Linked DNA regions of Homo sapiens: region 1 is linked to region 2. The links are chromatin loops, found by intact Hi-C in ENCODE. Cell type or tissue: GM12878. All regions are shown on one strand.

Region 1 (8,000 bases), 360 kb after region 2:
ATGGGGCGATCTTACTGAAGTTGGTTAGGTGTGCTGCAGCAGCAAAGCTGGAGCCTGCCAGCTGCACCTTGGACGTGCACCAGCCAACTGGGCTCCAATGCAAAGGGCAAGAGCACGATGAAAGAGCACATTTGCAATCCTAGAAGATTGCATCTAAGTTGCAAGGTATAATTGGGACCCTGGTTACATTTTTAGCTCAGGGGAATAAAGCCCATCCCATACTCTCCACTCCAGTAGGGAGTGTCTGTTGGTCAACTTTATGACCTTTTTTTTTTTTTTTTTTGAGACAGGGTCTCACTCTGTCTCTCAGGCTAGAGTGCAGTAGCCCAATCATAGCTTACTGCAGCCTCGACATCCCAGGCTCAAGCAATCCTCGTGCCTCAGCCTCCCACGTAGCTGGGACCACAGGGGCACACCACCATGCCAGGCTAATTTTTAACTTTTGTAGAGACTAGGTCTTACTATATTGCCCAGGATGGTCTCGAACTCCTGGGCTCAAGCAATCTTCTCACCTCAGCCTCCCAGAGTGCTGGGATTACAAGTGTCGACCACCACATCCAGCCTTTTAGTGCTATTTTTTAAAGTACCATTGTGTTCAACTTCAGCTGGTGCCCCCCCTCCAACTCCTAACATAGCCTGCACCCAGCTACAGCGAGGCTTCCTAAAATACAAATCTGGCCCTGTCCTACCTAAGCAGAAACTCGGCATCCCGCCTCACCAGGCCACGGTGGCTTTGGTGTCTGTCAAGCTCCCCATCAGTGGATGAAGCCTGCAGTGCCCGCCCGGCTCCTTTGTGACATGGGTGTGGCCACTGACTTCAGTTCTCTCCAAGAGGTCTTGGGTGCTGCAGTTGCCACCGCCGCCCACCCCCTGGCCGCCCCCACAGCTTCCTCCCTTGGTGAGGCAAAGCACAGCCCCTATGCTTGGTCTGTGTCTCCCGCAGGCCTCTGACAACAGCTGCTTAGGAGAGCTTTCTCAGTCAGCACTGAAAGGGAACTTAGAACCAGCTGAGCTATCAGCCCCTCCAGGCCTGACTTCCCCACTCAGAGCCTCCCCCACTCCTTCCTCCCTCCCCATCTCCTGACCTCTGGGTCTGGGTGGCTGCTCTCCACACACCTCCCAACCGCACTGACCTGGGGAAGCAAGACAGATTCAACAGTCCTGATTTTTGTTTTCACTAATTGCAAAATAATAATAATAGTAATAAATAAATCAAAATAAACCAAAAAGAGAAGGAAAAATTCTCCCATAGTCCCTACCCTATATATGGAATAGAACCTACTTTCTCTCGTTGCCTTTGAGGCTTTGTTTCCAGGCAGAGCCAGCATGACATTGGCAGGCATGGTGAAGAGTCAGTTATATAATTCGGATTTTTTCACTTAGAGCTGTAGATATTCCTTCCATGCCAGTGCAGAGTCTTCATCATTATCCTTTTAAACCACATAATATTCTATTAAATGTATATGCCAGCATTTATTTAACCATTCCCCAATTATAGGTCATTTAGGAAGTTTTTCCTTCCTTTGGGAATTATTGTTTTAAAATATATTCCCTGAGGGTTGGGCGAGGTGGCTCACGCCTGTAATCCCAGCACTTTGGGAGGCAGGGGCAGGAGGATTGCTTGAGCTCAGGAGTTTGAGACTAGCCTGGGAAACATTGGGAGACCCTATCTTTACAAAAAATAGTCCGGTTTGGTGGCGTGCGCCTGTAATCCCAACTCCTCGGGAGGCTGAGGTGGGAGGATAATCTGAGCCAGGGGGGTCAAGGCTGCAGTGAGCTGGGATGGTGCCACCGCACTCCAGCCTTGGCAACAGACTGAGACCCTGTCTCAAAAAATAAAATTAATAAATATAAAATATAGTCCCCAAAGAGGAATCACTACATCAACAGGCCCTAATGCTTTTATGGCTCTTTTTTTGTTTGTTTGTTTGTTTGTTTTCTTTGAGACGGAGTTTCACTCTTCCACCCAGGCTGGAGTGCAATGGCGCAATCTCAGCTCACTGCAACGTCTGTCTCCCGGGTTAAAGCGATTCTCCTGCCTCAGCCTCTCGAGTAGCTGGGATTACAGGCACCTGCCACCACACCCAGATAATTTTTGTATTTTTAGTAGAGACGGGGTTTCACCATGTTGACCAGGCTGGTTTCGAACTCCTGAACTTGCGATCTGCCCGCGTTGGCCTCCCAATGTGCTGAGATCACAGGCGTGAGCCACCGCGCCCATCCTGCTTTTAAAGTTCTTGATAGCTATTGTAAGATTGCCTTCCTGGGAAGAATGGGGTGGATTCCATCAATTCCCCGGCCTAGATCAGCACTTCTCAAAGTGTGGCTCAGGCACTCTGTGGGGAAGGGTGGTCTTGGGACACTTTCTGGGGATCCACAAGGTCAAAACTATTTTCATAATAATACTGAAATGTTGTTAGTATTTCCTTTTCCACTGTCTTCCTTTAGTGAGTGTACAGTGGAGTTTTCTGGAGGCTGTATGCTGTGTGATACCACAATAGACTGAATAGAGATAGGAGAGGCCAACCATCTTTCATAAAGCCCAGCATCACAGAGATCTGTGGAAATGTAAAAATAATGCTTCTCTTCTCACTAAATTTATTTTTTTTTTTTGAGACAAGAGTCTCGCTCTGTCACCCAGGCTGGAGTACAGTGGCACAATCTCGGCTCACTACAACCTCCGCCTCCCGGGTTCAAGCAATTCTCTGCCTCAGCCTCCCAAATAGCTGGGATTACAGGCAACCACCACCACGCCTGGCTAATTTTTCTGTATTTTTAGTAGAGACGGGGTTTCACCATGCTGGCCAGGCTGAACGCCTGACATCGTGATCCACCCTCTCGGCCTCCCCAAGTGCTGGGATTACAGGCGTGAGCCATCACGCCCAGCCAGTTTCTTTGTTTTAATTTCTAACACAGGAAACACTGATAGATATCTACATAGATAAGAGCTTTTTGAGATCCTTAACACTTTTTAAGAGTGTAAAGGGGTCCTGAAGCCACATTGTCTGGGAACCACTGGCCTGCACATGATGTGGCAGAATGCAGAGTGTGCTGGACAGACCTTGTTCAGCCCATCGCCTACCTGCCTGTCTCCCAGGCATGGCACCCAGGACAAGACGCAGAGCAATTAGAGCAATTGGCTTTTTTGTCTTTTTATCTCTTCTTGCCACTTTTATTTTCTTCTCATCTTCTCTTTCCCCTCTTTTTTGTTTTTCTCGTTTTGCTCTTCTTTCCCGCACTCCAGCCTCAGACCTCATAACGAGAGCTGCACAGATAAGGAAACCTTCTCTGCTTCACATAAGTCAAACATTTTTTCTCACATCTAAATAGAGATTCGCGACACTGGAAATAGGTTTTTCATTATTACTAATATCATTCACAAGAAGTGACATGTGTGGTGTTATGATAAGTACACACGTGTTGGCTTTTGTCCACAGTTTCTGGCTCGGAACCCCCATAGTCCCTGTTACAGTCTCGTGTTATGACAGTGGCTGTGTTAGGCCTCAGGAAACAGAATCTCTCTGGCCTTCTCCAGCTCTCCTTTCACCTGCCGCAAGGCAGGACTCGTATCTTCCCCCGCCTTTCTGATTGTGGGTCTTAAGACTCTCCCCAGAGAGGGTTCTGTCCTATGCCCTGAGAGAAGGAACGCTGACATCATGAAGCTTCCATAAAAACCCCAAGAGGACAGGGTTCAGAGAGCTTCCGGAGAGCTGAGCACACGGAGGTTCCTGGAAGCTCCATGCCCCTTCCCCTATACCTTGCCCTGTGCATCTCTTCATCAGTGTCCTTTGTAACATCCTTTAGAATCAACGGGCTAATGTGTTTCCCTGAGTTCTGTGAGTCACTCCAGCAAATTGATCAAACCCAAAGAGGGCGTTGTGGGAACCCCAACTTGAAGTTGGTCGGTCAGAAGTTCCGAAGGGCCAGACTTGTGTCTGGGTCAGGGATAGTCTTGGGACTGAGCCCTCAACCTGTGGGCTGTAAGACTATCTCCAGGTAGACAGTGTTGGAATTGAACTGGAGGACACCCCGCTGCTGTCCGCGGCTTAGTGGGACAACCCCCCACACATCTGGTCCCAGAATTCTCCTTCTGTGTTGATGATTGTTGTCGTGGTGGTGTGAGAACAGAGGAAAAACATGGTTTGGGAGTGTTTCCCTGAAACAATATGCATATTTTTAAAATATACACACGTAATCAAAGAACTAAAAATGAAAATGAGATTTTTTCATACCAACTTGGCAGAGATTTATTAGATGGCAATGCTTAGTGCTGGCAGATGTCTAGGGAAGAGGGCAGCCTATGTGGTTTCTAGAAGGCAACTTGGCAACACATACCAGGGGCCTTAAAAATAGCCTACCCTTTGACCCAGAGGAGTTCAAAAGGCTGACAGCTCCGCTTTGTACCATTCACAACTTAGAGTTGGCTGGGATCTTGACAACTGAGGGTAAGCAGGGATTTTTTTCCCTTTCATTAGGCCCAGAGAAGGTACATTTGTGGGTTTTTTGTTGTTATTGGGGTTTTTTTTTTTTTTTTTTGTGAGACAGGGTCTTGCTCTGTTGCCCAAGCTGGAGGGCAATGGCACAATCATGGCTCACTGCAACCTTAACATCCTGGGCTCAGATGATCCTCTTACCTCAGCCTCCTGAGCAGCTGGGACTACAGGTACATACCACCAGGCCCGGCTAATTTTTTTTTTTTTAATTTTTTTGCAGAAACGGGGGTCTTGCTATGTTGCCCAGGCTGGTCTCAAACTCCTGACTCAAACCATCCTCCTGCCTCAAACTCCCAAGTGCTGGGATTACAGGTGTGAGCCACCACATCCAGCAAGAGAAGGTACATTTGGAGAGGGAGGGGGGGTTACTAGACCTCAAAGATAGAGACGACATGGTCACCTGAGCTCTCATCAGGACATGTGGGCAAACCCTCCTGCAGGCAGCAGGCCAAGGCCTATAGGGACAGGGAAAGCCTGAGGGCGGGCGCAGCTTGTGTGCCAGGAGCCACAATCCTGGTGAGCACTTTGGAATGCTCCTTCTATGCTAAAGTGCTCTCTTCTTATGCCCAAGCCTTCAGTAATAATATTGGATTAAAAGGTACTACCTGGTCTTAGCAGGTGTGATCCAGAAGTCAGCTGGAGCCTGGCCGTGCCTTGAACTCTACATGAGGTTGGCTCATTGTGAGCCCAGAGGGCTAAGGAAGGCCACAGCCCTCCGTGGGATGTCCTGTTGTGTGATCTGGGGATGGCCAATGCCCTCCCAAGTTTTCTGCACATTCCCAGGGCAGGGCTGCTGACACCTCTACAGCCTCTGCTTTTCCCATGGTGCCGCTTGTCAGTTACTTGTCTACTCTTCCAGGAGTCCTATAGAGAACCCCTGCCCACAAGGTGTCATGGGCGTTTCTGAAGCTCAGGGACTGCAGAGAGACAGGGAGATTTCACATCACAGAAACACAAGCTTCCATCGGGCATCTGCACAGCTGAAATGGCCCACGGCCACCCTGTCCCCAGGGAACATCCTCAGGCCGGCCCCCACAGGAGCCAGCCTCTTGGAGGCAGGCTTCTCTCACCTTCTGCCTTCCTGGCCCTTCTCTCTCCCCCTCCTCTTTCCTTCCTTCCAGCAGCTGAAGCCTCTGCATGGTGGCCCAGGTGCTGGCCGATGTCTGCGTCCTCTGCTCCGCCATTTGCCCTAACAGTTGCCAAGGTGTTTCCCCAGCTATGAGGACCTCTGCTGCCAGTTGTCACCATGATGTTTTCCTCTGTTTCAGCTGGGCCTTGGGGAATTAGAGTGATACTTGGGTCCATCCTTGGGTGCAGTGGCTAAGGAAGCATGCGCACCCCAGAAAAGCTAGTTCCCAGGTGGCCAGAAGGAAGGAAGGAGAGGTGGCTGGCTAAAGTGACCAGCAGCAACCAGGTGGAGGTGGTGGTTGTGTGGATCCTGGAGCATTGTTAGGGGCTTCTGAGGTGGGCAGAATAATCTCCCCTGTCCCAGTATGTCTAGGTACAAATCTCAAGAACTGGTGAGTATGTTAAATTACATGGCAAATTAAGGTTGTCAATGGAATTAAGGTTGCCAATTATCCTGGATTATCCTGATAGGCCCAATGTAATCACAAAAGTTCTTGAAGGTAGAGAGTAGGGCAGAAGAGACAGAGGGATAGGATGTGAGAAGGACTCAACCCACTGTTACTGGGTTTGAAGACGGAAGAAGGGGCCATGAGCCAAGGGCTGCAGGAAGAACTGGCTCTGGAAGCTGGAAAGACAGAGAAACAGGTTCTCCTCTAGAGCCTCCAGGAGGACACAGTCCTGCCAGCACCCTGATTTTAGCCCAGTGAGACTTGTGTTGGGCTTCTAACCTACAGAACTGTAAGATAATAAATTTGTGTTATTTTAAGCCACTTAATATATGGCAATGTGTTACAGCAGGAAGGGGAAATAAACACATCTTCCCAGACACTATCAGGGGACAAGAACCTGGTAAAACCCTGTACATCCTGTGTCCCTCAGCTGATTATAAGGAGGGCATTAAAGAGCAGGATCTCCTAGGAAACTGGAGAGGCTGGAAGCATCCAGCATACACATCTGTCCAGTGTGGATCTTCTTAAAAACCAGGAGCATGAGTAGGTGTGAGTCTGCACACGGCCAGGAGATGAAGGCTGGCAGTCCCCTCCACCTCCCCGGTCTCCTGGAACCACCTTCCTGGTGGGGGATCCCCAAGGCGAGTCCTCAGCCTGAGAGGCTCCAAGGTCTGATGAGCAGGCCTGTGGAGCAAGCTTATGTTAGCTGAGCTCATTCTGGAAACCACAGCTTCCCACTGGCTTCTGATCAACGGACCTTGTCTTGCCCAGGAAGCCAAATCGTAACAGAGGGCTTCTGAGCAAGTTCCGAGATGCAAAGGTTTCACAGCCCTGGCTATGCAGCCCCGTAATCGTGCCCACAACAGCTGCCCCTGGCATCAGGTGGACCACGTGCATCCTTGCACCTGGTCTCCTTGCCCCTTCCCCTGACACAGTGTAGATGGCACTGCCAACACCCCATCCAAGCCAGAACTTTCTCTGTGTTTCCACAGTGACAGAGCCAAGCCCCTGCTCTGGGCTGGCTATCATTCTGTGTCCTGAAGAGGACTCGGCTTAACTCTCTTCTAGTTCATTTTCTGTTGGATTTAAAGCTTGGCTTTCAGACTTCAGTCTTAGTTCCCTCCTTTCCATGCCACTGGCCGAAGCCTCCCGGCCTTAAACTTTTTATTTTTAATTTTTGTGGGTAATAGTAGATGTATATATTTATGGGGTACATGAGATTTTGATATAGGCATACAATGTGTAATAATCACATCAGGGTAAATGAGGTATCCATCAACTAAAGCATTCATCCTTTGTGTTACAAATAGTCCAGTTATACTCTTTTAGTTATTTTCAAATGTACAATTAAATTATTATTGACTATAGTCACCCTGTTGTGCTATCAAATACTAGATCTTATTTATTCTTTCTGTTTTTTTGTACCCACTAACCAAGGCCAATGATCATTACTTTAATAAATGCTTTCTTGAAGGTGTTAGTGTTTTTTAAGCATTCAATTTAGTTTGTGTTTGGAATTCAAAGTTAGCAAATATGGCTTCCATGCCACTTGCACTCTTTCAAAAAAGTCATGACAGACATCACTAATCAATTACTGTACTCTTTCTCCCTGAGCCTGGAGTGTCCCAGGAATCCTTAATATAGTCTTCTAAGCAATCCTCATCCAACAATTGGAATTGGCAAGTGAAAAGAAACTAACATGTCATCCCTTGATGCAATTACAGTTAGGGACAGAGTCATCTTTTGAATTCCTCCCACTATGTTTATCCCTTTACTATGTGACAGTAATCTGTCACCAAGAGCTAGCATCCCAACTCATATACCATTTCTGTGAAATTATGATCTCCATCTACTTTGAGTGGCAAAGAAAAGAATAATTCACAATCCACTGTTGAAATTTTGTCAGATAATACAAACAACAAATGTTGTT
Region 2 (8,000 bases):
GGTGAGAGGTTTGCTTGTACCCAGGAGACCTAGGCTGCAGTGAGCCATAATTGTGCCAATTTACTCCATCCTGGGCCACCGAGTGAGATGCTGTCTCTAAAAAAAAAAGAAAAAGAAATAGAAGTGTCATCTTTAATGACATCTGTTTACCCCATTACCTTCTACCTTATACAATAATTAACCAACAGAAAAGGGTCTTCCCACAAAAGGCATAAAAGGCCTATCAGGCAGTTAGCAATATACTAAACTTTGAATCCAGGATGCCAAATATAAATTAATGTGGGGGCCGGACTACAGTGGGTGACGTAATAAACTTCACTTATAGTATACATTTTTTCAGTGATAAAGGAATTGTCTCTGAGGCTTTCAAGAAAAGGAAATGGCTTTGTTATTGCATTTGCTATCTCCACCTTATTCTCCTTGAAGTGATTGGAAAAGATCTCACAGGAAATCTCCTTCTTCTGGACCACTGCAAACATCTTAAGGAAAAAAAAATACAAAGAGAAAGTAAACATCAAGATTCCCAGATGCCTTTCCTAGCCAAAACATTCCAGGCCCAGATGACTTCACTTGCAAGTTCTTCAAAACATACATTTAAGAAAGAAAATAACCAATCTTACACAAACTCTTCCAGTGAAGAAAGAAAAAAGGAACACACTCTAACTCACTAGAGAAGGATAGCATAATTCTGATATACAACCTGACAAAAGCATTACAAAAATGAAAAGTAGAGGTTACTATCTCTCGTGGACAGAGATGGGAAAACTGCAACAAAACATTAGCAAGTCAAATCCAGCAATAGGTAAAAAGAATAATACATCATGACTAAGTGAGACTTATTCCAGGAATGCAAGAATTCTTTAACATTTAAAAATCAGGAAATCATGCTTGTTTCGGCAACACATACACTAAAATCGGAACAATACAGAGAAGATTAGCATGGCCCCTGCACTAGGATAACACATAAATTTGTAAAACACTCCATTAAAAAAAAATCAGGAGGCCGGGTGCCGTGGCTCACACCTGTAATCCCAGCACTTTGGGAGGCTGAGGCAGGTCACGAGGTCAGGAGTTCGAGACCAGCCTGGCCAACATGATGAAACCCTGTCTCTACTAAAAATACAAAAATTAGCCAGACATGGTGGTGCGTGCCTGTAATCCCAGCTACTCAGGAGGCTGAGGCAGGAGAATTGCTTGAACCTAGGAGGTGGAGGTTGCAGTGAGCCAAGATTGTGCCATTGCACTCCAACCTGGGCAACAGAGCAAGACTCTCGTCTCAAAAAAAAAAAAAAAAAAAATCAGGAAATGTATATCACCAGATTGACAAAATAAAGGGGAAAAATATATGATAATTTCAATAGATCCAGAAAAAGCTAAAATATAATAAAATATCTGTTCATGATTTTTAACTCTCAGAAAACTAAGAATAGAAAGTAACTTTTTTAATATAATGAAGTATATAAACAAACAAAACCCTATGGCTAACACTATACTTAAATGTGAAATACTAAATACTTCCCCACTCAATTTGAGAACAAGACAAAAATGTCTACTGTCACCATTTCCATTTAACACTTACTAGAAATCCTAGATAATGCAATCAGGTGATAAAAAGAAATGAAAAGAATAAACCCAAAAGGGAGGAAATGTAACTACCATTATTTGCAGATGACTATATACTTGGAAAATCTAAAGAAATGAACTATTAGAATTAATTAGTAACTTCAGTAAAGTATCTGGATTCAAGGTTAATATGCAAAAATCAATTGTATTTTTGTATACTAGCAAATTATAAGTTTAAATAAAAATAGAAAAACAATATCCTTTTCAAAAGCATCAAAACCACTAACAATAAAGGTAAATCTAACAAAAGATGTTCCAGAACACTACACTGAAAATCATAGAACTTTTGCTGAGAGAAATTAAAGAAAGCCAAAATAAATGGAAAGGTATATTTGTGGATTGAAGACTAAATATTAATATGTAAGTTATCCCCAACTGATTCATAGATTCAATATAATTTTAATAAAATTCAAGTGGAATTGTTTGTGGAAATTGACAAATTGATTTTAAAATATAAATGAAAATGCAAAAGACCAAAGTTAGCCAAAAGAGTCTTGAAAAAGAATCACAATGTTTTAACTTCATATAAAGTTACAATAACTAAGACAACATGATATGGGCATAAAGATAAACATATAAATCAACAGAGACTACAAGAAAGAGAAACACACACATAAGGTCACCAAATTTACAACAAAGACACCGCCACATTTCAGTGGGGAAAACGATGGTCACTTCATGAAATGGTATTGTTGGAGCAATTGAACACCCTACCTCATACCATACACAAAAATTTATTTCAAATGAATCATAGACCTAAATATGAAAGATAAAATAGTAAAGCTTCTAGAGCAGGTAGTATAATATCTTCTTGGCTTAAGGTAGGCAAAGATTTCTTGCAAAAGATCCCAAAACACTAACTATGAAAGAAACCACTGACAAATTAGACTTACTTAAAACTAAGAACTTTTGTTCATCAAAAGACACTATTAAGAGAGTGAAAAAAAGCCACAGAATATGTGAAGATATTCACAACACATATCCAACAGAAGACTTCTATGTAGAACATGTAGGAAGAATGTCTAGTAATTAGAACACAAAAATCCCAATTTTTTTTAAAAAAATAGGCAAAATAACAGGCATTTCATAACAAAATACTCAAATGACCAATAAACATATCAAAAAGTGCTCAAAAGCATTGTTTTTCACGGAAATGCAAAGTAAAAGCTCAATGAGATACCACTATGCCAAGATACCACTATCTATTCACCAAAATGGCTAAGATCTACAAAAAAAAAAAAAACCTAGCATCAAATGTTGAGAAGAATATGCTGTTTGAAACACTCATACGTGGCTAGTGGAGTGACAATTAGGACACCCACTTTGGAAAACTGGCAGTGTCTACTAAAGCCACCCTATGACCGGGCAATTACACTCCTAGGTCTATACCAAGAAAAACAAAGCAAAACCAATACAAGAAACCTCAGGGTTCAAATGTCTTTGTCTCACCCAGGTAACATTTGCAAAAGGGTAAGCCAGGATAGGTAGCGTTCCATCACCAGCTATCACTTGCCACTTTTTACCTGATTTCTCAGAGCTTAGTTTCTTCTACTTTACAATATGCAGTTGGCTTTATGACCCAGTTCAAAGAAGTTTTGGAATAAAACTAAGTATAAGTAAATAAATATAAAAACCCACATGGAGAAAGATGACAAAGGAAGGGAGAAAAAGACGCATCCTCTGTTCACTTGCCACCTCCACCTGCTGACTTCCTGGTCCTGCTACTTTCTAGGCTGCAGAGCCCCATGGGGGCTGACACACCATCCGTCAACATCTATGAACTCTCAGGCCCAATGTGGGCTTTCCAACATGGCTCCCAGGGACCAGAACAAAAAGTCTGAACTGACTCACCCAGAAAGTAGAAAAGGGAAGTGAAAGTATTAATATTTCTGAATGCCTCTGTATTTGTGAAAACTAGGCCACAGATAGTGGGGTTTCTCAACTCTTGTGAAAATATGGTAGCCGGGAATTAAGAAGGACTTACAGAATCATGACTGGAGGACCAGAAGAGGGTACAGGCCAAGGAGGAGGAACAGGAGGCCAACTCCAAGAAGTCCATGGAAGTCAGGGGATCATGTGTTTATGCAAAGGAAAGAGGGCAGAAAACTCTATTTGACCAAAGCTGACTGAAGTTGTTTCTAGGTGAAGTAACATAGTTGATGTTAGAGAGAAGTAAAACTCTGTTTGCCTCCTCCCCTTGCAGACATGGCCATGGGAAAAAAAAAAAAAAGGGAAAGACAGAAACTTCCAAGCCTTTCTCAGGCCTATGAGTTGGTGGGGCACATTGTGACCTTGACTGGACAAGTTAGACCCCAAGCATTTGGATATAGGTTGGAGGAAGCTGAAATGCTCTACATCATAAAGTCAGGGGAATGCCCTTAGAAATTTCTGGAAAGCAGGCAGGGAGGAAAAAGAGAAACCTCTGGACCACTGGGGCCAGAGGCAGGAGCCAAGTTGGTAAAAATAGCCAAGCTTTTAAAGATAGTACAGATATAAGGCTTTTAAAAAATATCCCCAGAATTTGACACTCCTCCCATTGACAGGTGGAGTCTGTGTCCCCTTTCCTTTAATCTGGGATATGTGACTGCTTGACCAACAGAATGTTTGAATATGGCAGAAGCAATGCTATGCTGATATTAAGACCAGGTCTTAAACCACAGGAGGGCCCCAGCCAGCCAGCCAGCCATGTGGTGCGCCATATTGGAAGTTGATGCTGCAGCCCTGGTCGAGCTGCCAGGAGATACCCATCTAGAGCAGACACACACCATCTCCACTGAGCTCTGTCCAAACTGCAGGTGTATCACGAAATAAAATAAGACTTTTATTGTTTTAAATCACTGCTTTAGGGTAGTTTTTTTTTTCACAGTAGTATAACTAGAACAGATTTTGAAGTAGGATGCAGTTATAACAAAAACATAAAACATGGGGCATTTGGCTGTGGGACAGAGCAGTGGATGGAAGCCTAAAGGTGTTCCAGAAGATGTCAGTGCAGTGTATGAGAAAGCGAGAGAAACACTAGTGGAATCTGGAGGAAGGAGACCCTTGTTATATAGTAGTAAAAGTTCTGTAAAACTCTCACCTGCAGTCATGGGGAAGTAGAAAATGTACCTAACAAAATCAATGACCTAGAGATGTCCAGGCAGTGGAGCTCAGAAATGATTCTCATGGGATGGGCCAAGAGGATGAGAACCAAGATTATCTAGGTCTTAAGGGGTGAGATGAAGATCCAGCTACATTTATGTTTGTACACAGTGATTTTTTTCACTCATACTCTGATATTATTCAAGAAAGATTTGAAGTGACTTTTTAAAATACTGAAATGTATCAGTACAAAGTTAAAGATAAATTGGAGCAAAGAGAGAATGAAAGTAGGACATGAACTAAAACCAGGGACCAGAACTCTGAGCCGAACTGTGGGGCAGAGACAGGGAGGCAGCTGGGAGCCCCAGGGATGCTAGAATCTAGGGCTTAAGGTGAGCAGAGCCCAAAAGCAGGTGAGGATTCAGGGGCCCCAGGGGTACCGTGATCCAGAATGATGCTTTCCAAATCATGTTCCACTGAATCTGACTTCTGACTGTTTTTTGGTTTGTTTGTTATGTTTTGTTTTGTTTTTGATACAGAGTCTCGCTCTGTCACCCAGGCTGTAGTGCAGTGGCATGATCTTGGCTAACTGCAACCTCTACCTCTCTGGTTCAAGCAATTCCCCTGCCTCAGCCTCCCGAGTAGCTGGGACTACAGTCACACGCCACCACATCTGGCTAATTTTTCTTGTATTTTTAGTAGAGATGGGGTTTCACCATGTTGGCCAGACTGGTCTCAAACTCCTAACCTCAGGCAATCCACCCACCTCAGCCTCCCAAAGTGCTGGGATTACGGGTGTGAGACACTGCGCCTGGCTGACTGTTTAAGAGGAATCCCAGGACATAAGGGTTCTGTGCCCAAATAATGAAAAATGTGGGTCAACGAGGCTTCTATCCTTCTTCTCCTGCACCCCCCACCCCTGGCTTGCGTTCTTGCGTTTCTCTCCCCACAAATTGGGTACACATCCCAGCACGCCAATGAGGACATCTTCACCGGTGGACAGGCACATGCAGGTCCTGCACATGCGTGGGTCTCTCCCTCTCTCTGCCTTCTCCCTCCCTCTCCCTCTCTCTCCCTCCCCCACCCTCTCTCTCTGGCTCTGACTTGTCACTTGTGTGTCACACGTCTCACTGAAGCAGGATGTGCTCCCTCCCAGCAGAACCATCTCTCCAGAGTGCTGCTCTCTTTTGCTCCCAACCATTATGGGGCAAGTTAACCTAAGCAAGAGAGTGGCCCAAATGTGCTGACTTCTCTGACTCCCTTGAAAGAACAAAGCACTTTGGTGTTCCTCAGATGGCTGTTGGGAGGATTAGAACTCTTGTGGTTCAGAAATAACCCTTTGATTCTAAACCCCATGCCCTAGTCAATAGTACTCCTTCCTGGAGTCTTTCAAAAAAATCATTCCAGGCCAGGCACAGTGGCTCATGCCTATAATCCCAGCACTTTGGGAGGCCGAGGTGGGAGGATCACTTGAGGTCAGGAGTTCAAGATCAGCCTGGCCAACATGGTGAAACCCCATCTCTACTAAAAATACAAAAATTAGCCAGGTGTGGTGGTGTGCACCTGTAATCCCAGCTACTCAGGAGGCTGAGGCAGGAGAATCACTTGAACCTGGGAGGCGGAAGTTGCAGTGAGCCGAGATCATGTCATTACACTCCAGTCAGTGACAAGAGCAAGACTCCATCTCAAAAAAAAGGAATGAGGATCTTTACACTATGGGGAACATATCAGATTCTTGGTTAAGATTCAGAATAAACACAAACCTAAGTGGTAAGGCGAGTAAAAGACCTATGACAGAGCACTTGGCTTAAAGAGAGAGGACACTCTGGTTGACTCTGCAAATCCCCTCTGCCTCAGATGACTGCTCCAAGCCAGTTGTGGTCATCTGTCTTCCTCCCTGGTCACTCGCTCATGGATGGTCAGGACTAAGCCAGTTTGCACTGATGACATGCAAGGAGTTTTCCTGGAGCTTCTGTGCAAAACCAGCCAGTCTTCCTCACCCTGCGGCTCTAAACAAGGCCCTGTCTCTGAGCTGCTGCCAGCAGTCATCTTATGACCACGAGAGGAACCACCAACCTCAGGGTGAACATATTCTCATTATTTAGGCCAACTTGAGTCAAGATATTTGTTAACTTGTAGATCCTAACTTTAAAAATCTTCAGAGTTGATTATGTGAGAAGCAAAGGGTTGGGAGGAAATAAAAAGAAACAGGAAAAAATAGGATCCGTTTAAGAACCAGGCTTGGGAAGAAGAAAAATTGTCTGTTTGTAAATGACATGATCTTACATATAGAAAACCCTAAAAACACCATCAAAAAACTGTTAGAACTAATAAACGAATTTCATAAAATCGCAGGATACAAAATCAACATTAAAAGTTCATTGTGGGAGTGAGGACAAGACAGCCAACTAGATGCAGCCAGGAAACATTTCTCCCACTGACAGAAACCAAGATATCATGTAAACCATCACATCTTGGATTGATTTTCTGAGAGAAAATACTGAAAGTGGATAGAGAGGCAACACAGACATCGAGGCTGAAGAGGGAGGAAGCTGGGAAGCCTGCATGGGATTGTCGAGTATCAGGACCAGATCCTAGTCCTGAACAGGACCTAAGAAAGGAACTGTGGGGCACCATTTTCCTGTTGCAGGCCTCTGGGATCCTAGCCACAGGAGAACACAGCGACCCCCACAGACATTTGAACTGGCAGGAGGAACTGTCTGAAGAGTAGGCAGAGGCAGAGTTGGAACCTCTGTGGAGTCCAGAAGGTTTTGCTTGTGGGGCAGCTGCAGCGATACACAACCATAGGCACCTATCCCCCAAGGCTCTCAATCTTGCTCTGAATGACGGTAGACCCTGAGGACCACCAGCCTGGGAGAGAGCAGGGCCTTTTCCGCAGGACTGAAGTGCATCTGATCTACATGCCCCTTTGTATACTGGCCCCTCCCGGGGCCGCTGCCTCACTGCTCCCACAAGAGTATGCACACAACACAGCCTCCACTGCCCTGCCCGAGTGTTTGGCTGGTGGCCTGGGAGCAGTTCAGCCCCCAGCTCAGCCGGTGCTCAACCTAGAGGAACTAGAGGACAAAGCCACGGTCCTGGCCCCAGTTGCCCAGGGTTTGAGTACACTGCTCAGGGGTATTGAGCTGGGATCTGTAGCCTGAGCTCGAGTGGTAGAGGAGCCCCCACTCTCAGACACTGAGAAGAGGAAGGCACAGGTTCGTGCACCAGTGCAGGAGCTTGGCATGTATCCCTCACAAGACCCATCCAGGTAGGGTGTAGGTCAGCCGCAGCCT

What was found. Hi-C counts contacts between places; a loop is a spot of excess contacts. Peaks named below come from ENCODE experiments on the same cell type or tissue, not always from the same donor. Only the 100,000 strongest peaks of a DNase experiment are listed, where the experiment ranks them.
Region 1: a loop joins it to region 2, with 4 times the contacts of the local background. A loop is called at or near these places in 1 of 110 quality-filtered maps.

The regions. Positions count from the first base shown.
Region 1 is chr2:230,947,239-230,955,238 of GRCh38, forward strand. It overlaps a transcript of GPR55 not described here. Among named protein-coding and RNA genes, the nearest start is that of GPR55, 26 kb to the left of the region's middle. RefSeq lists enhancers at 2,821-2,870, 3,081-3,150, 3,341-3,390, 3,521-3,580. In GM12878, no CTCF peak of the experiment used is centred here; DNase peaks (open chromatin) are centred at 943, 3,423 and 6,795; H3K4me3 peaks cover 2,024 bases; H3K27ac peaks cover 8,000 bases.
Region 2 is chr2:230,586,237-230,594,236 of GRCh38, forward strand. It overlaps LOC112268431 (a long non-coding RNA gene), which reads right to left and starts at 3,420. Exons shown (of 5, transcript XR_002959453.2): 1 at 3,262-3,420. It also overlaps the pseudogene RNU6-451P. RefSeq lists enhancers at 3,018-3,167, 3,328-3,577, 6,415-6,464. In GM12878, a CTCF peak has its summit at 3,344 (motif pointing left); DNase peaks (open chromatin) are centred at 3,125 and 3,525; H3K4me3 peaks cover 2,956 bases; H3K27ac peaks cover 8,000 bases.